2 separate regions of the Homo sapiens genome follow, and region 1 is linked to region 2. A link is a loop called in an ENCODE intact Hi-C map of the cell type or tissue named here. Cell type or tissue: endothelial cell of umbilical vein. All regions are shown on one strand. Links, peaks and the distances in the headings refer to the core of each region. The heading gives the core; the rest is flanking DNA.

Evidence for each region. Peaks named below come from ENCODE experiments on the same cell type or tissue, not always from the same donor. Only the 100,000 strongest peaks of a DNase experiment are listed, where the experiment ranks them.
Region 1: a loop joins it to region 2, with 5 times the contacts of the local background. A loop is called at or near these places in 5 of 110 quality-filtered maps.

What each region holds. Positions count from the first base shown.
Region 1 is chr4:96,346,894-96,357,167 of GRCh38, reverse strand. All of the region lies in intron 1 of LINC02267 (long intergenic non-protein coding RNA 2267), which reads right to left. It also overlaps the pseudogene RN7SKP28. Among named protein-coding and RNA genes, the nearest start is that of LINC02267, 41 kb to the right of the region's middle. In endothelial cell of umbilical vein, for the core only: a CTCF peak has its summit at 4,718 (motif pointing right); DNase peaks (open chromatin) are centred at 2,897 and 4,897; H3K27ac peaks cover 1,382 bases.
Region 2 is chr4:95,832,204-95,842,477 of GRCh38, reverse strand. PDHA2 (pyruvate dehydrogenase E1 subunit alpha 2) reads right to left here and starts at 2,385. Exons shown (of 1, transcript NM_005390.5): 1 at 1,014-2,385. The coding sequence starts at 2,327. The coding sequence ends at 1,161. RefSeq lists enhancers at 1,867-2,366, 2,367-2,868, 3,724-4,326. In endothelial cell of umbilical vein, for the core only: no CTCF peak of the experiment used is centred there; no DNase peak of the experiment used is centred there.

The DNA.
Region 1 (10,274 bases), core at 686-8,685, 510 kb before region 2:
TGACAAAAGAACAACTTTTATTTTGCTTTTTTGCACTTGGCAAGTTAAACCAAAATGAGAAATAGTTGACTTTCTGACCTTAGCCAACCAAAGACTGCATAGAGACAACTGTCTGGTCATTCTAATTGGGGAATAGTAAAAGAAAAAAAATCACAAGGCTTCAACTAACTCTATGCTAAATTGGGCAAGTTACTATTTAGCTTTTGAGCAAAAGTATTTGTATGAATGAATTAATACTGAGACAGGTAACCTGGCTGGTTTCTTGTTTTGAAGTGATTTAGAGCAAAAAGAACAAAAGCCCCTTACTCAAGCTGTAGCTCACCTAACTTCCAGCCAGTCAAGCATCAACAAAAGACCCAAGAATTATTAACAGCAAGTTCCTGGTTTAGATGACTAACGACTTCCACAGGACCCTGCATGCACAGTCTGCCTTAAACCTCAACTTGTAGTTACCTCTTACTCATTTTAATGCTAAAAGTCATGACCAGGGATGGAGATTTAAAATGTTAATATTATATGCAATGTATGAAGAATCATGTAAAGCCACTGCTCAAGTGCTAGAGAAATCCCGCCTATACATAGCCTGGTGAAACCTTTCCCTATAGAAAGACTTATAAAACTAACCCACATACTATCTTCCAGGGAGCAACTTGCCTTGTCCTTTCACGGTGCTGACTTCCTTGTGCACAAGCTTTAAATAAACTTTTCTGTTTCTCTTTGCTGCTATGTCTGGTGGTCTCTCTTGATTTCTATCCTGGGGGGTTATAAGAACCCAGGAGCACTGGTAACAATACCACTAAAATTTACTAAATTCTTGGAAAGTAGAATTAAAGAAGTAAAATAGCTACATAAAAGTGTTTCATAAATTAGAAAATTGTTTGTATAGTTTAGGTATTAATATTATTATTATTAAGGTGATTGGATTATGCAGAAAAAAACAAATAATGACAAATATTTAGAAAACCAGCCTACACAGGCTGACCAGACTTCTTTTTCTGGTAAGACAGTGTAGTACAGTGACAGATGCACCGCAAGACTCCAGAATGAGAAAGTATGAAACAGTTCACCTGACAGATCCCAGGGCAGTAAAATGCTGTCATATTTTCTCTTATAGTGAGTAGATTACTAAGATGGCAGTCTTTGAGTGCAATAGAACCTGTGACTTGTGTCTAGCCAATAGAAGGTGGAAAAAGTAGTGAGATAGTCACTTGAATGATTAGATTATACATTCCATTTTTAGCTTACTTGAGTGAGAACTTCTATTGGCTTTGAAAAAATAAGTAGCTATGTTTTTAATGACCCCTAAGCAGGCCACATAACAGGCAACAAAGTATAAGGGGGCTCCTAGGATCTGAGAGCATTTCCTGGTTGATAGCCAGCAAGGAAGTAACAATTTCAGTCAATGTAACAATAAGGAACTGAATTCAGCACAACCACATGAGTTTGGAAAAGAATCCGGAGTACCAGAAAAGAAAGCGGTCTGGCCTGTATTTAGATTGCCACCTTGGGACACCCTGAGCAGAGGACCTGAACTTTTGACTCCAAACCAGAGAGATAATGAATAGATGTGGTTTCAAGCTGCTAAGTTTTTGATGGGGTGTTATGATGCAACATAGAAACTAATACACCTAGTAGTGAAAGGATTCAATCTATCCAGTAAGACAAAAAGGTTTAACTCATATTTTATAGACAGGGAAGCATTTTTATCCAGAAAAAAAATCTTATAATGAGAGGGCTTGGGGCTAGTCTATAAAAACAAAAAACAAAGCGAAAAACACAAAACACACAAGCAGTAAGAGAAATAGCAAATGAATTGCAATGTTACGTTGACATAGTCTATATAGTTGAGTTTGAAGGAATCTATTAAAGAGTTATTTAGTTGCTACTACAACATAAATTGCAAGCTTTTCTCTTAAAGGCTACCACCACTTAATGCAAAAAAAAAAAAAAAAAAAAAATCCACTAGGAATAGAAAGCTAAGGAAACCAAACATGAATGGCTATTCTGCAGGATAATTTTATTAATCTTAGACCATGTTTTATTTAGGAAGGTCAACATTTATTATTATTACTTTAATTTTGCTTTAAAAGTATGAAATAAAAGTTTACACATTTCTTTAGAATCATCATAGGGTGTTACTTTTTTGTTGCTAGAAGTAGAGAAGTGTTTGCTAAGTTTCTTTATCAAATTAATGGAAATGTTTTCACATCAAAATACTCTGATCAGAATACTGTAGATTGAATATGTTCACAGCTTGCTTATATAATTATAAGAATATCTACAGAAAATATCTGAGTAATACATATACATGAAGTGGCATGAATAAAACAAATCAAGCCCTTTGAACTAGTTATTCTACAACTGGGAATCTGTCCTAAGGACAGATCTCAAATTTGCAGAGCTTTATTGCAAATACTGATTATTGCTCTATTATAGCAAAAAACTTCAATCAATCTAAATCTCTAAATGTAAAGAAATTATTAACTCTACCAGACATTAAGGGGATTTGGCAAATAGTTTACAATTAGTGAGTTTCTCACATCTCTAAATCTAACTCCTCAGAGGAAGCTCTGGGAAAGAAATTAAGTCCACAACTCACTGCCTTTCCATTTCAGCACCCCTTGTTCTTTCCATACCCTGCTTTGCCCTTGTCTACAGAGCTATCTCCTCCTATAAGAAAAGCTTGATTTAATGATGGTGAACATTTCTAAAGAACATAGTTAATTTTCAAATGGCATATGTGTAAGATTAGACCCTGAAAGTGAGAGTACATTGCATGTGAAAACTTCAAAAAGACCTGTGTGCTTTGGGAGGAGATTTTGTTCAAAGTTAAAGATTTCATTCTCTTCCCAAGTAGGCCAGAGAAAAGAAATCACAGTTACAGCTGCACATGATAGCAGCTGAACAAATCCCTGGCATCGGAAAGTGAAAGTAAATGGTGTTACTTGCATGTTAGCCTGGGAACTGCAAAACATCTCAGGTGGTTATCTTTGAACGAGTGTCTGAGGGAACCTCCTTTCTTTCTTCATTCCAAAGTTACTATCTCTACTCCATAGCTCCAGTGAATTTCTATGTGTTGGAGTCTCTGAGAACAGCCCATACTCCCAGCTCCAAGCCATGAAAAGCATAAGCAGTGGATAAAAAATGAGGGAATCCATGCTCCCTGGATGAGGAGAAAAAGGTTGAGAATTGTTCTCCTACAGTTTCACGTGTATTTCACCTATTAGGTTGATTAAGCAGTTGAGTACTCCAAGAAGACAGAAATAACTAAATAATTACATCTAGTAGACTTACTGCTTATTGATCAAGTAATGATGCATCTTCTTTCCAAAACATGGAAATAGACTCCAATTGATAAAATGCATCTGAAACACCATAAAAAAATACCTGTGAAACTTATTATTTTCCTTGAAAGTAAAATCACTAATTTTTATATGAATAGCATAGCCCTTTCAATTTTTCTGTCATGAATAGTAAGCTTAATTCATAATATTTCATGCTTTCTAGCACTCTTGATGATTTTTCAAAATAAAAATTTAAGCCTTATAAATTATTTATTGGGAATTTAAGTATATACAAGATACTGGGAGAATGCCATTTGTGGTTACATGTAATATTTATATATCAGATATGGATTTTTATATAATTTGAATCAAATGCATGTAACTTTTTTGCAAATTCAAAGCTAAACAATGCTATTCTGAGGCTAATTTTCAATATGTTAAAAAGAAGTCTATGCATTCATTGGTATTTACACTTGAGGAAAATTGGTCAGAAATAACTTAATGCACTCTATATAAGTGCGTCCCTCAAGTAAAAATAACTCTAGCTTTATTTAACCTAAATATAAATCATAAATATTTTGATCTCAAAGCGTTCAAATACTATTCCTTTTACATTTGCCATTGAGATGGTAAATACTATACATATCCAACTGTTTCAGGAAAACATGTGGCTTATTCAAGTATTTATTGTAGGGATAAAAATTCTCTTTGCCATTTAAAATTTAGACAATAGGTCTAACTTGAACTGGTTGATTTACTCTTTCAAAGATGAGAATTAACATATCCATTACATGTTTTCTAAAATTAATTCATTGGTTTATTTCTTCATTCAAGTATATATTTAGTCTGGCCTTATATGAAAGGGACAGCTTCAGAAACGTCTTGGTATCTGAAGAGGAATAATGTCTCTAGGTATACATATCTGATCTTCAATCTATTTATTAACTATATCCTTTTTGTATGGATAGGTGTATGGAACACTAAGTGGTCAGTGAGGTATTCTTGATTAAATATTTAAAGAACATTTAAGTCTCTTTAGGATTTTGAATGTTCCCACCACTAAGAAATGATAAATGCTTGAAGCCATGTATATCCTAATTACCCTGATTTGATCATTACACATTTTATACATGTATCAAAATATTCTATACCCAATAAATATGTGCAATTATTACATGTCAAGTAAAAATAATTTTAAAATGTAGCTTAACTGTGTGTTTTCCATTCCTAAATAGCTTTATTTAGGAAATGGTAACATCAATGTACCATGTGATATTCGAGTCCCTTTTAAAAAAGAATAAAAGAGAGAGACTTATTTTTCTAGAATGTGATCTTAGAAGATTCCATATTGGAAACCCCATCAAAAAGAAGTCTAAGTGCTTAACATAATTTGCATTCATCCCTTTACTTGTTTATTATCTGACTTCCCACCAGAGGGCAGGGCGTTCTCAGTTTTGTTAATTGCCATACACCCTCATGGCAGTTAGTAGGTGCTCAAAAAAAAAAAAAAAAGGAATTGATTAATTATGCAATCCAACATTTTTGGATTCTATGTTAAATGATATGATTTAACTGTGCTCGTGCTCACATCCACACAGAACTTTACTGTTTATGACACGTATAACAGGAAATTCTTGTCTGCCTTATGAGTTTGTGCTGTTGATAAGAAGAGTTATCAAGTTGCTGTGAAGTTGAAACATCAGACAATTGCAAACATCTCAACTGACTCAGCAAAAACAAAACCTTTGTGAAAGCATTCTGGCTGCAACTTCTGGGTTTACAATCAACTAGGTTTTATCCACACTGTGATGTGTGAGCAGCAGGTGTCTGAAAGCATCAATTGTCCAGTCAGGCCCCTGTGAGGATGGCAAGAAGCTGTATGATTTCACAGAAACTTATAGTGAAGATGGTGCTAAAAGAACAGGGAGTCTGTTCAAAGGATGTCTTCTGTTTTTAATACATTCTATTAAAAAAAAAACTGCCATTTTAAAAATTGCTAGAATTTTATTGCAAACTACTGTTTCCATTAAAATTTCCTGTAAGGACACTGAAAGAATTTTAAGAAATTTTAAATGCAGTAGTGAACTACACATAGTCTTTTATGAGATTGTACTGACCAGAAAATAGCTGAGACAAGCAACATATGCATTTCACAATTTTAGCATTTCCTATGCATGTAGCCATGTAATCCTGTGTATTCTTCTCTGTATTTTGCCTATATGATAAGCATTGGATAGGAGACCCTAAAAATAATCATTGCTAAATGGGAAAATGTCAAACACTCACAACCAAAATTAATGAAAATTCTAATCTTGAAATATATGAAAAAATATAAATCATAATGAAACTATCAGATAGTTATATTGCTATATAAACTTATAAATACTTGCTATTAAAATAGTACTTGTGTTTATTATGCTCTCACATGTTCGAGTTGTTTGCTTTGAAATTAATATGCATACGTCTTAAAATTACATATGTGTGTAATTACATATAGAAGCTTTATATATATGTGTGTGCATAGATAGGTGGGTGTTCAAACTATATAACATCTTTTCAGGGAAAAAAACAATATCATCCATTTCACGATGTAATCATCACCATAATTTTGTCAGGTTTTTGTTTTAGTGGATTAGTTTTTTTGATATATCAAGATCATTGGAAAATCAGACATGTCAGTTTTATATGCTAACATCAAACACGTGGCTAATAATGCTTGAAAAGACACATTTGGGAAAATTCAAGAAAATAGTATCCAAAGTTAATCAGGCTGCCATATCAATTACCCTAAAATAGTCTAAACTCTCCCTTAAAGCTCTCCCAAAGACTAAGCTACAATCAGGTTTTTAAATTTTTTATTTGTTTATTTATTTATATCATTATGTGTTGCTGAGAGAGCAGTAATTACTTATAAGAGTTTTTCCATTAGCACACTCAGTGAGATTGTAAAAACCCTGAAGGTGAGGGAATAAGCTGAATTCGGTTTTGAAAGAAGATGATATTTCATGTAGAGAGAACAAGGAGCACAAGGGCCTGAAATCAAGCCTGTTGTGTTTGAAGTACAACCAGGGGACTAGGGAGCAGGAGCTGCTCAGCAAGATGGAAAGGGTAATGCACAGAAGAAAGAGGGACCAAATTACAGAGTTCTGCAGGCCATATATTCCAGGTGAGGTGGGGCAACAATAAGAGTTTTGAGCAGAGAAGTGATTATCTGCCTATTTGTTAAGAATAATCCAAAAATCAGTAAGGTGGAAGTTGGAAAATCAGTTAGGAGGTGTTGTTATAATCCAGATAAAAGATTTATTTTCCAAATGTCTAGCCAGTTACTCAATAGCATTTGCTGAGAAAAAAAAAAAATCCGTATTTTCTCTATTGATATTTAATGCTTTCTTCCCTTCTAACTGGATAGGATTACTATAATAATAAAAATAGCTGGATACAGACATGTATACATAACCAGAAATACATCTAAATTTTATGACATATAAAAATAGTCTGTTAAGATATTGATTGTAATTGTGTTGAATTAAGAGATCAGTTTAGTGAAAATAGGCAGCTTTATAATATTGCGACTTGTCACCCAAGAATGAATCATAATCAATGCTCTCTTTTGTGATGAGCCACCACAAGAATGGCTAACCTTTTACAATAAATAACTAACTTGTTTTTGAAAGCTTACTATGTGACAGCCACCATTCTTTTTTTTTTTTTTTTTTTTTTTTTTTGAGATGGAGTCTCACTCTGTCACCAAGGCTGGAGTGCAGTGGCACGATCTTGGCTCACTGCAACCTCCACCTCCTGAGTTCAAGCAATTCTCCTGCCTCATCCTCCCAAGTAGGTGGGATTACAGGCACATGCCACCATGCCCACTAATTTTTTTGTATTTTTAGGAGAAACAGGGTTTCACCATGTTGGCCAGGCTGGTTGCGAACTCCTGACCTCAAATGATCCTCCCCACCTTGGCAACCCTAAGTGCTAGGATTATAGGCATGAGCCACCTGGCCCAGCCACAGCCATCATTCTAATCATTATATGCTTTAATTCGTTTAATGCTCACTCCAACCTTATAAGATAGCTACTATTACTATTACTTCCATTTTATAGATGAAACACTGAGACTTAGAGAGATTAAGTGATTTGTCCAACACCAGACAAAATGCAGACAGACCAGAGCCTTCTGCCACTCGTAGAGCATCTGTTTGGTCTTCTTTCTTACATCTTATCTGACATTTTGTTAATACATCTTCATTTTCTCTTTTTGTTCTGTCTTTTGTTATACGGTCTGTTGCCTCGGAAAAGTTATAATCTGTTATTATTCTGCTAGAAATAATCATTTTTTTTACTTTAAATCATAACTTAAACTTTTTTTCTCTGCTTTAATAACTTTAGATAAAAGTATATGGTATTTTCCTTCTGTGGAAGGTGAGAAAATTGATGAATTAATGAACACTTTCTTCAACCTCTCTTCCCTCACTTTTAATGTGACTGGTGTGTTCTATGGTTTTTGTGTTTTTTTTTTTTTTTTTTTTTATCACAGCCAGTAAAGATAGCTAATACTGGTTATTTTTATATCACATAGTATGTCTTCTCCAATAAATAAGTTGTATTATTCCTTTCTCAATAAAATCATCAGTTATTTAGTTATGCCTATATTTTAGTGTATGTACTTATCTCTTAATACCTTCAGATCCTATCAGGTAATACATTTTAGAAAAAAATTTTATAATCCCCAACTCAAGTTGCCTTAAATTTTTAGAAAATGCATCTTTCATAATTAGAAGCCTACAGATGGTATAGGACCCAAGACCAATGCAATGAACATCAGTCTCAATATCATTGAGGAGCAGATGTGAGGGTGATCTGGCCGTGACATCTGTCACCCCATTGATTGTCAGGGTTGACTCAGCTGATCTGGCTGGCTATGCGGGTGTCCCCTTCCTCTCTCACTGCTCCATGTATGTCCCTCCCAAAGCTGCACGCTTGGTTGAAGAGGACGACCATCCTCGATAGATCCGAGGACTGGTCTTCGGTCAAGTGTATACAAGTAGCTGTGCTCCCCTGCTAGAACCTCCAAACAAGCTCTCAATATCATTGGGGACCAATGTAAACTTTAACCTCAGACTGACAGCAAATAGCTGGAGAGATTCCGGATACCACAGCAACATCCAAAGACAAGGAGACAAAGAGGAAAATAGCTAAGTGAAAAAGAGAGTTTCTCTTTCTTCATTCTTAGGTATAATGAAATTTTCTCAGAAACCATTAGCACACTTTCCCTCATGTAGTATTGGAAGTCCAATTTCCACCATTGAAATCTTACTGAGAAGAGAGACGAAATGAACATGTAGATTAGCTTAGATTATCTGGGTCTAGAATGCCTGAAATTCTATCAAAAAGCCCCCTAAATACTGTCGTCTCCACAAGTAAGCTATTTATTTGGAGTCATCTTTTGAACATCTAGAATGTTAATGAAGAGCTATATTTCTTGTATTCTTCCAGAAGAATACAAGATATTCTTGTAAAATAAATATATCTGAATATGTCTATAAATATGTCTTCCTGATGCTTTTATGTATGAAACACAACTATTTCCTGCATATGTAATTCAGAATTCAAAATATTTTCTTTCATGTCCAGTGTCATATAGTTGGGATCGCACAGTATGCAGCTTTCTCAGATTGGCTTCTTTCACTTTCTAATATGCATTTAAGGGTCCTCCATGTCTTTTAATGATTGGATAGCTCATTTCCTTTTGTTCCCCAAAAATATTTTATTGTTTGGATATACTACCATTTATTTACCAGCCACTGAAAGACATCTTGGATTTTTCCAAGTTTTGGCAATTATCAATAAAGCAGTTATAAACATCCATTGAGATGGAGAAGAAACCCTTCTACGGGTCTGCTGGGCCACTCCTCAAGAATGGAAATTAAGAAAAATCTTGAGGTCCCTCAAGGGAAATTCCAGACACCTAGCTAGCCTTGAGAAGTACATGAGTCATCTAATAAGCAAGAAGGTAATAATAGCTTAAAACAATAGCCAAGGAAGTGGAGCCACAAGATGTTTGGTTTTCTATAGAAACTAAAGATAACATCTTATCGTATGTCCCCAAGTTGTTTTACAGAAACCAAAGAACACAGATGGGGGGCACTGAAGGTTGAACTCTGACCACAATAATCTGTTCTAAATTTCTCCCTGAGGAACATGGAGAGAGTCATGCCCACAGGCCAGACTTTAACTTTCTGTTGACCTCAAGTTTTCAGACAAAGCGTTGCTTCCTTAACCAACTGCAAATCAGACAATCTTTGAATCCACCTATGACCTGTAAGTCCCTGCTTTAAGACAGCCCACCTTTTTAAGCCAAACCAACATATAAACACTATGTATCAATTTATGATTTTGCCTGTAACTTCTGCTTTCCTGAAATTTACTCCATCCTTTAAAAACCCTTTCATGTTAGCCAACAGAGAGGTCAGGTCTCATGCAGAAGCTGCATGATTCTCTTGCTCTGCAAATAAATGCCCTCCTTTCTTTTACTGCACAACCTTGGTGTGGATGTTTCACTTTACTGCACTAGGCAAGCTGATCCAGGTTTGGTTCAGTAACACCATGTGCAGGTTTCTTGTGTGGACATAAGTTTCATCCCATTTAGGGAAACATCTAAGAGTGCGATTTTTGGCTTGTATAGTAAGAATATGTTTAGTATTGTAAGAAACTACCAACCTGTCTTTCTAAATGGCTGTACCATTTTGCATTTCCATGAGCAATGAAGGAGAGTTGCTGTTGACCCACATTCTCTCCAGCATTGGGAGTCCTCAGTGCTTTGGAATCGTACCATCCTAATAGGTGTATAATGGTATTTTATTGACATTTTAATTTGAATTTCCTTAATAAACAAGTTGGGACATCTTTTTATATGCTTAGTTACCATCTGTACAACTTTTTTAGTGAGGTGTCTATTCAGGTCTTTGGTCAACTTTTTCATTGGGTTGT
Region 2 (10,274 bases), core at 684-8,683:
TCTCAGAAAAATAACATACACCAAACACCAAGCTCAGCAGGATTTTAAGTAGTCGAATATAACCATGTAAAACTGCTTTCACCAAATCATGACTTGATAATTGACATGGTGCTGGACTGCAGAAAAGACATGTTGTGTGTTCCTTTGGAAAAAGTTATCTGTGAATGTTCTGTTGCATTAAAAGATACTAAATAGTTGATCATGTAGTGATTAGTAACGCATGGTTAACAGCTAGTAAGAAGCAAGGTAGATTTTACTTTCAACTTTTTATTAATGTCACCTCCTCTGCTTAACTCTTTGAATCACCATCTCTGTTTATTCATTTTTCAGTCTGAAATTCACCAGAATGGCCCATTAAATTTTAGAATATATAAGGGCATAAATGAACTGCAAAATAAGAGTAGCTTTAACTTAAAGATTAAAGCGGAATGCAGTTTTTCCCCTAGATTTTAATTTTTGCTATATTTTTCCTTAAGGGTTAAAAGACTAAAAATATTGTAACAAGATACAATAATATGAAAAAAAAAAATCCTTGTTCTTCCTCCCCTGCCCTGTTAAATATCATATATTATTGGAAAAACGGTCAGTGTTAACAAACTTCAGCACCACGTGTGTGGGTGTGCGCATGCGCACACTGTTACACTAAACTGTATTCGTTATTAGGTAATTCAAGTAAATGGTTACATATCCATAGGTGTCCTGAGTAGCTTGAAATAATCTCCTTACCTCAGGATGGTGATTCTACATAGAAACCCATGGCAGGGGAAGCAGGAAACAACTTTCTTTTAAAGAAGAGAATGCATTAAAATAGTATAAAGCTAAATCAAATGGAACTGTTATGACAAACAGTTTGGGAAGTTAAATAATCTCCTTTTCCTATTTTAGACTTGTATAAGTTCAAAATAATCTTTAAGATATTCACACTAAATTGTTACCTATATAGTATCTTTTAATGCAAAAATATACAGTATAATTGAATATAATATCACTTTTATTGAATGCATGTCTTTCAATCTCTTTTAATAATCTCTTTTAATAAATGCTTACAAGGCTTTTGTTTTATGAGTTTTATTCCTCCTTGAGTTGAGAACACAGTTTCTTAAATTTGACCATGAACATTCCATTGAGAGACTGATGATAAATTCACACGTAGCCTCCCTTTAACTGACGGACTTAAACTTGATCCATGGATTTGCACCACGAACTTCAAAAGATGAATCACTGCTGTAGATGTGATGGCCTAATTCTTCCAAATGTGGCTCAGGATCAGTGGTAGCAAACTGGGCAGCATCATCAATTTCTTTCCTCACCTCAGCCCCAATTTCCTTTAATTCTTCCACAGTGGCGAGCTTGCTGTTTACCATTCTATCTTGGAGAATTATTATAGGATCCCTCTTACTTCTTACTTCCTGAATTTCTTCTCGTGTACGATAACTGACTCCAGGATCACTCATACTGTGTCCATGATAACGGTAGGTTTGCAGCTCCATCAGTATGGGCCCCTTTCCAGATCTACAGTAGTTAGCTGCAAATTTTGTTGCCTCACGAACACACAGAACATCCATTCCATCGACCTTTAGCCCAGGGATAAAATTGCCCCTCTTGTAGTAATCAGGGCTGGCTGCTGCTCTCTCAGTAGATGTTCCCATTCCATATAGGTTATTCTCACAGATGAAAACACAAGGTAATTTCCATAAAGCTGCCATATTGAAAGCTTCGGCTATCTGCCCCTGATTCGCAGCGCCATCCCCATATAAAGTCAAACAGATCTCATCGTTTCCTTTATATTTACAGGCCAGAGCAATGCCAGCGCCCAGGGGGCCCTGTGCACCGACGATGCCATTGCCCCCATAGAAGTTCTTGGTATACATATGCATCGATCCTCCTTTTCCTTTAGCACAACCTCCTCTTCTTCCCGTCAGCTCTGCGAGAATGGATCGGACAGAAAGTCCCCGAGTATAGCACACACCATGAGCCCTATAGGATGTAATGACGTGATCCGAGGGGTTTATGCCGGCCTCAAGGCCCACGCAACAAGCTTCCTGACCATCGCACAGGTGACAGAAACCGCGAATGAATTTCTGTTTGTACAGCTGATCTGCCTTCAATTCCATGCGGCGAACAGTCAGCATCATCCTGTAGTATTTAAGCCCCTCCGCCCTAGTGAGCACTGTAGTGACAGGGGGACCCTCTTCCAACAGATAAAGATCACATTTCTTAATTTCAAATGTAGCGTCATTTGAGGAGTTACGGGATGCCACCAGCACTCTGCGAGCTGATTTCTGGGCAACTCGCCTCAACACGCGGGAGATGAAGGCGGCCAGCATATTCTTCACGGAGTGCTGTAGATGGCAGCGGCGTCCCGTAACGACCGCCGGAAGGCCTGGCCTCGGCTCCGCGTCTCCTTCCGGTGCTCCAATGCGCTTGGCACCATCCGGGCAGTGCACACGGGTGATAGAGGCAGGTCCTGCACAGCACTGGGACATGGGCCACGCAGCCTGAGCTGACTGATTTGTACAGTGCCTGCCAGCTGTAAAATGAAGACTAAAAGTGATTTCCTTTTCTGGAGGACTTGGGCAAACTACAGGGCATCCTAATCGCCGTCATTGCTGAACCTCAATAATCTGAGTCCCTTTTCCCTGTTAAACCCTGGAGCACTGTATCTCAAGCTTTCCCGACAAGCGTATCAAATAGAAGAAAGGAACAAACTCAGTCCCTAAGGCACATGAGAGTTCTGAGAGTTAGTCCAAAGGTATTTCTTCCTACCAATATTTCTTTAATGTCTTGTTTTTGATCTTTAAAATAGGTATGAATATTTATCCTGCTCCATAATGTGCCATATGTATTTTAAGGTAACAACAAAGCTGTAAATTATTTGTAGCTTAATTAACTTTAAAAACAAAACAAGCACACGCACGTTAACAAAAACCCCTTTTAAAGAAAAGTCAGTACTCTCAAATAATATGCCACATTTATCCTGATGGCGTCTAGCACCTGTGACACTTGAAGTGGGGAGGGAAAATGTATACAAACCTCGGCCTGAGGATAACACTTTAAACCCAGTAATAAACTTTGCTTGGTGTGGGAAAATTGGAAGCAGGGAGAGAGGGTTGAGGTGCAGATTGTGGTAAAAAGTTTGTAGTTTGTGACATTCCACTTTTCCTTACTCTGTTTAATAATTCTGAATCTCTGTTTTTACCTAGTTTTATCCCTATTTTCTGACTACTTCACTTTTGCTCTTCCTTTTGTTTATTTCCTCTTTTTTTTCTTTTTGGTTTTCTATAAAAATGTCTTCAGCAGGTTTCCATAGACTTTCAGGTGGTATTTATTTATTTATTTATTTATTTTGCTTTCATATCAATCAAACTGGACCAGCCTTAGTCCAGGAAATCTAGAAACATGTTCTTATAGTGCCTTTTTATGTAGTAACCATTAGAAAGTGTTACTTCTTATAAAGTGACCCACCAAACAATACACAGTTTGGACTACAAGAGAGCAACAGAGTTTGCTTATGCCACTGGAAACCGTTCAATCACAAGAGAAGAGAAGCCTTAGACCAAGGGATACAAAGATCACATATCATTTCTCTCTTTTTGTGCTTTTACCAGGAAGGCGATTTTGTGCCCCAATAAGCCAACCCTAACTAGGGATCCTGTTTTATTTAGAATATTAAGCCATTCACCTTAATGCATGCTCTGTTTTATATCCATTGCCTATTTGCAAATGATAAATTCTTACCCAAATGTCCCTATTACATGTTCAAAGCAGCTGCCTTCTCTATATCTAGTTGCAGGTGTTATTTTGGGCACTTCTTTTAATATTCAGGAAGAAAAGAGAAAATAGCTTGTTAAAAAGTTAAGATACCTCTTAAAACTTGATCGTCTCCCCACCTTCTGAACCCAGCCATCATAATAGGCCTCATCTTTTCACTCAATTGAAAATTCAACTGTTGGAATTCATGGTCTTGCTGTGTTGTTTGCTCCCTCTTTGATAGTTAGCCTGTCTCTGCTGTTCTCTTTCATTCCTCCAGGTATTGGAGATCTCCAGGGAGCATTATCTCCATAAGAATGAGAAAAATGACACTGCAGGATAGAACAGTAGTGTTAATGGGTCAGTGAGTGACAGCTGAGCCTTCTCTCAGAGGTATCAGCCAGGCCAGTGCTGCCAGGAACACAAGAGCTGTACAGTAAAGTGTGCCAATTTAATCTTGTCACACGTAGCCTGGACTGCAAAGATAGAGCTCCCCTTAAAAGCCCAGTGTGTCAAGCCTAAACCCGACTCATGCCAGAAGAGAACATACAAAGATGCTAATTGGAAAATATCTGTACTACGGGTTCCCACAGAAGATGTCCTTTAAAAAAAAAAATTTCTCAACAGGATCTAGTTAAGATAATAAATAATAAAATGTGAAACTCCCATAGACCTCTTGGTCATCAGTTACCCTATATATCCTAAATTCAACTTAAAAATAGACATCTGAAATCAAACAATGTTGAAGCATTTCAATTAAACTGATTAATCTTGATAATGACTTTTTGACTTTTATTGCTATCCTTCCAAATCCATCTACATTTTTCAAAGAAAGAATGAAATTTCCAGACATCAGGGTAAAATGTTTATCCTGAGCTGTTGAGCTTCTCCTCTTACATGCCCCCCAGCTAGATAGGATTCAAGCTATTCACGGACAATAGAGCCAATGATGGTGTTCTTTTCTTCAAATGATTTATTTTTTGTCCTGTCCTTGTTCAATACTATGTTGATTACCAAACAGAACTAAGAAGTCATCTACGTACTCACCACAGAAATGTTATTTGCAATTAGAAACCCCATAAATTCTAAGTTTTTAATTAACACCAAATCTCACTTTTAATCTACTTGAAATTAAAGGAAAACAGATGAGCACTCTTATAAGGCCAATGGCAGACTTTACATTTAATTAATAAAAACCCCTATAAAAGAAGAGCCAGTGATTATAGTAGCAGTCATTCATGCCAGTGTGACAGCATTTCACATTTCATGTCTGATGGTTGATCCTACAGGGGTATTTCTGAATTTATCTTAAAAGTGTCACTCCCATGGCATCAATAACACATATTTTTTAAATAATAGACAAGGAAATGTGAAAAAGAACAGTGAGAATGTTTGAAGGATATTTACATTTCTTCAGTAATTATTGCACTTTTTCACCAAATGTTAGGTGAAGAAAGCTGTTAAAGAGTGAATATTTTCTAGATAAGCAATATCAGATCTCATTAGATGATTAGTGGCAGTGTATTTTTTTCATAGCTCTAAGATTTGGCAATTAAGAGTGATGAGTAAGAACTTAGTGCAAAAATTACAAGTTATATATATATAACTCTGAGAAGAATTTCTCTGTTGGAGAAAAGACACAATGTCAGTACCATATATTTTGAAAAATGATGACAATCAAGCAAAGTTTCTCTCTAATATTACAATAAGCAAAGCTATTCCAGAACACTTCAGAGGCTTGGGCAAACAATATTTTTTCTTGTATGATCTTACTATATTTGAAATATGATTAAAATAAAAATCCAGGATAGATTAATTCAAAGAGAAGACTTAATTAGAAATGAGAGGTAAAGTAGAAGTGCTTCTCATCCTACCCAGATAATGATGGTGTGAGAAAAAGGAAGACATTGTGGGTTAATTTTTAGTGTAACAGATGGACCACCATCTTTCTCCTGATAGATGACCGGAGTCATCTGAGTCATCATGCTCCTAGTGCTAAATCCACTATTTCAAGAGTTTGGGATGAGGGTCTAACATATATGATAAAAGAGATCATGAAGCAAAATTGTAAAATAAAACTTTGCGAACATTTTAATAACTTCTCTATAATTAGAGCTGTAATTGAATATGGCCAAGTGACATAAGAAGTAAAATTTTATGTATAAAATCTGTTGTCAAGATTTACTACAGTCTGGTGTCTCAACCAGTAGAGGACTAGAACATGAGTCAAGAGTTTTGAACTGATTCCTGCTCAATATTTTGAGTTGCTTTGTAAAACCACAATCCCCATTCAAAGGAAAAATCATTAATTCAATAAACATTCCTGACAAATCACAGCAGTTTCAAGAAAGTCCAAGTCAGAGTTAAATCTATTTGCCTGTTCTCCTAAAATCTTTACACTTCTTGGGCAAATCTTGTACTTAGCAGATTTTAATTCTCACATACTTAAAACCCCATGTCTCAAATTTTTATTCTGCAAATAAACATACATTTACCCCTAGTAACCTTGATTTTATTATACTAGCAATAAAGTATACACAAAATATGCTAGTAAAAATGAATGCTATATATTCAATATTGCAATGAGGGCTTCTCTCCTCTGTGCAGTCGTTTTAATATATTAGTTTCCTCTTAACTGTACCATGTTATTACGTTTTCTTTATATATGCCCTCCCACAACCCTTCTAATGACTTTTGGTGGAATATTAACTGTTTCTAATATCAGTATGCCCATGTAATAACAAAATTACCACGACTATTTCCTTTGACTTTGCCTCTTTGAAGAAGACCTAAGTCACTGACGGATGTTTAAAGAGAGAGGAAGGAATATTGGCAAAAATCCAGGGCACTGCTGCCCCCTAGAAGGAAGTTTGAGCAGCACATTTGACAAACACAAATCTTGAGAGAAACAGACTTTGAGGAAGATTGCTAATCATGCACCCCACTTTAAGAACCTACTGTTGACCACATCTTCAGTTTTCTTTGCCCTGTCTTACATCTAAGCTAGGGCACAGTGTTATCTATTACATCGTAAACTTAGACCTGTATAGATTCTGTCCAAATAGATTCATAGGAGATACCTGTGAATATGTACAGACATATAAGCACATTTTTCTTGGCAAATAATTTTTTTTAATAATGAGAATGAATTTTTCGATTATTACATGCATTAATTTGAGATATAAAACATCATAAATATTTCCCAGGTATGTGATAGAATAGACTTGCATCTCTTTCCTAGAGATACAAAGTTAAGGAAGTTTGTATCTCCAGGAAATACAGTTTGCTCATTTGACCCTCATATGGTTTAGTGTCTCATTCCCAATTTCTGGAAGAGGAAACTGAGGCCAAGGAATTAGGCAAATACAAAGCTAATTTAAAAAAGTAAAATATTTATTCTTCGTTTATTCATCATGTATGCATGAAGTGCCTTTCTTTTATATATCCCCTTTCTGTATTAAGTAGTAGAAGTACAATAATAACATACAATTAAATTTTCCTCTATTTAATCCAGTTTATATAGAGGTGTTGTGAGCTCTTCCAGATTTCCTGGCACTGCCTAGAGAAAAGGACAACTCATCATTGAAAGACAGAGGGAGAGACACATAAGCAGCTGTTATAGATGCAATAAAACTAATGTATTACATTCCAGGCAATGGTTAAAATGACAGTTTGTCTTTATTAGGATCAATGATGAACAAATTAAAAATAAAGTACTGTCAAACAGCAATATACAAAACAGAACACTCTAATTTTGTAAAGTTGTGTAGTCTCCTTTAATTTGGTTATACAGCAGAGCTGAAAAGGCACACTGGGAAATATGAAAATCAGGATCTCATAATTATACAATACATTATGAATATGAATGCAGTTTCTCCAAGCAACCTAAGACAATGCTATAGATGTTTTATGGAGCTTCTCATGCATGAGAATCTTTCTGTTCCCATGGACCCACTGTGCATTTAGATTCTAAGATATTTCCATATTACCCAACACTGAAAATCTAAAAGGCCATTATCGGGGAGCCTTAGAGACAATTTCAATTTAGAGGCCCAATGGTAAATGAAAATAGTGTCCAAGAAGAGCTTTTAAGCTTAAACATCTTAAGCACTCATCAAAACATAATCAGGCAACAAGATTATTGGGGTTCATTAGGAATTTAACAAGCTCTTGTCAGGGCTACCAGCTGGTCATGCTGCTTCCAATCTTCTGGACCCTGAATATCCCACTGAAATTTATGGTGTATTTCTCCAAAAGCTTTTAACTTTTCTATACTTTCATCTAGCTTTCTTCCCAGTTCATTTCATGGTAAAAATCACCTGTATTTATAAGAATGCATTACAACTTTTCCAAGGGAATTTCCAAGTTTCATATAACATGGAATTTCATATAATATGGAACTTTTCCATATTATATGAAAAGTCATATGGACTGCATTGGATCCTGACACTGATCAGAGCAGAAACGGACTCAGCAAGGGTAGTAAGCCCAGTAAACACTGGGCATGTTCTCAGCTCATGCATCTGATTCACGGAGAGCCAGAATCTTCTGTTGTGATCCATTGCTTCCTGCATGCATGCCCTACACTGCTCCCCTGCCCCAGCTGCCTGTCTCCTGAAGAATTTTTACATCTATCAGAACTTCCTTCCTGCTAATCTCAGCAGAAGAGGAATCATATTCTTATCTGGAAATCTAACTCCTCAGCCTTTGCTACAGAACTTGCTATTCCTTCATAATGAGATACTGTTCTCATATTCACCCCACTCCCACACCCCCACCAAAGAATCATCAATTTTGTCTTCTTCTTTGGCTTGCTTTCATGCTCAGATTTCCTCAGCTCTGAAAGAAGATATCAGACTCCTCATTGCCTCTTTTAGATCTCATCCTATATTATTCCTTTTATCTAGTCAAGCTCCACAAATATGCAGCCTGCACCCACAGTCTCCATTTACTTTCTTCTAATTGCTTCCATATGCTTCTGCAATCTGTGTTGTCAACAATGAACTGAAATTTCTCACATCAAGGACTTGGTTAAATTTAATGACAATTTCAGTGTTATCACTCTTCGAAACTCTTCACTACATTAGTGTTTTTCCACGGATATTCCCTTATCCCAACTTAAAAATTAAAATCATTTTTTTTATGCTGCTTGTACTCCAGACTTCATTTCCTGTATGTCAACCTCCACCCAAAAAGTAAGTGGGGGTCTAAAGTTTAATGATGTATGCTTTATTCTTGCCAGCTTAAATGATTACCCAAAGGGACTCATGTGATTTATTGGTTTAATTCTCACCAGTAAGGAGATGCTAACTATATTTTCAACATTAACTTCCTTCATTCTCTCTAGTCTACCAGAAAAAGTATGTTAAAACCCTGTAGCTGTTTAAACTTGAAAATTTCCAAAAAGAAATGTTTTCTCTCTTCTCCCCATTTAAATAAAAATATCTATTCATCTTAAGTTTCTCATCATCAGAGACCTATTTCTGGTTTATAAACTTAATAAATATATATATATATATTGACTACAGTGTCTTTAAAAATTCTATATTGTAAATGCAGAAAAGCATAAAGACAGAAAAATTAAATCACCAAAAGTTATCTGCTATTAAGTTTTGATTTATTTTTATCTTTTTATTTCTAATACAATCAAGGTTATATGTTTTATAACTCTTGAGTTTTTTTCCTTAGCATCATATTATAATTATTTTCAAAATTACCAAAAGCCATTTCAAAGATCATTTTAATGGTTACAAAAAATCTCTATTACATGAGTTTACCATAACTCTCTAAAATGTCCCCCTACAACTGAACCCTTGTATTATTACTGAATTTATACCATGCACCAGGCACTGTTAGTGAAAGTACTGATTTTTAAGATTTACTTTGTAATATTTTAACACAAAACATTGAATGTGTTCAATATACCACCTCTTCTCCTTTATGCTTTTATTTGCACACAATCATGTACTTATAAATAACTACTTATTGTTTTCTTTTTAAAGATTTTAGTCTTTGAGACATCTGGAGTTATTGGATAATATAGAGAGATAACACTACAGTTTTATTTTGTCTGCTAAATTCTTCTCACTTTCATGTATTGAGTAGTCCATATCTTTATTGTTTTCAAATGCTCACTTTGTATCTATATCTAGGTCTACATCTTCATAAGCTAAAACTTTTGTTTCTGAGTTCGTTTTATTATCTGTCAGTTGATTCTTATGGGAGCACTTCTCAGTTCTGATTATTATAGCATCATGTAATTATATATTTGATAGTCCAAACCCTTTCTCATTACACTTTTTTAAAAATCCTCTAAGATTTTATAGCCTGTACAATATTTCCTATGAAGACCAGAGTAATTTTATTACATTAAAAAATAATTTGGAATTTGGATTAGAATTAAACATGTAAAATAAAGTGGAGAGAATTCTGTCTTTACAATGTTTAGTTTTGTTATCCAAGAATATGCATCTCTCAGCTTACTCAGAATTATATACACTGACATCGTGTGGTTTCCTTATGAA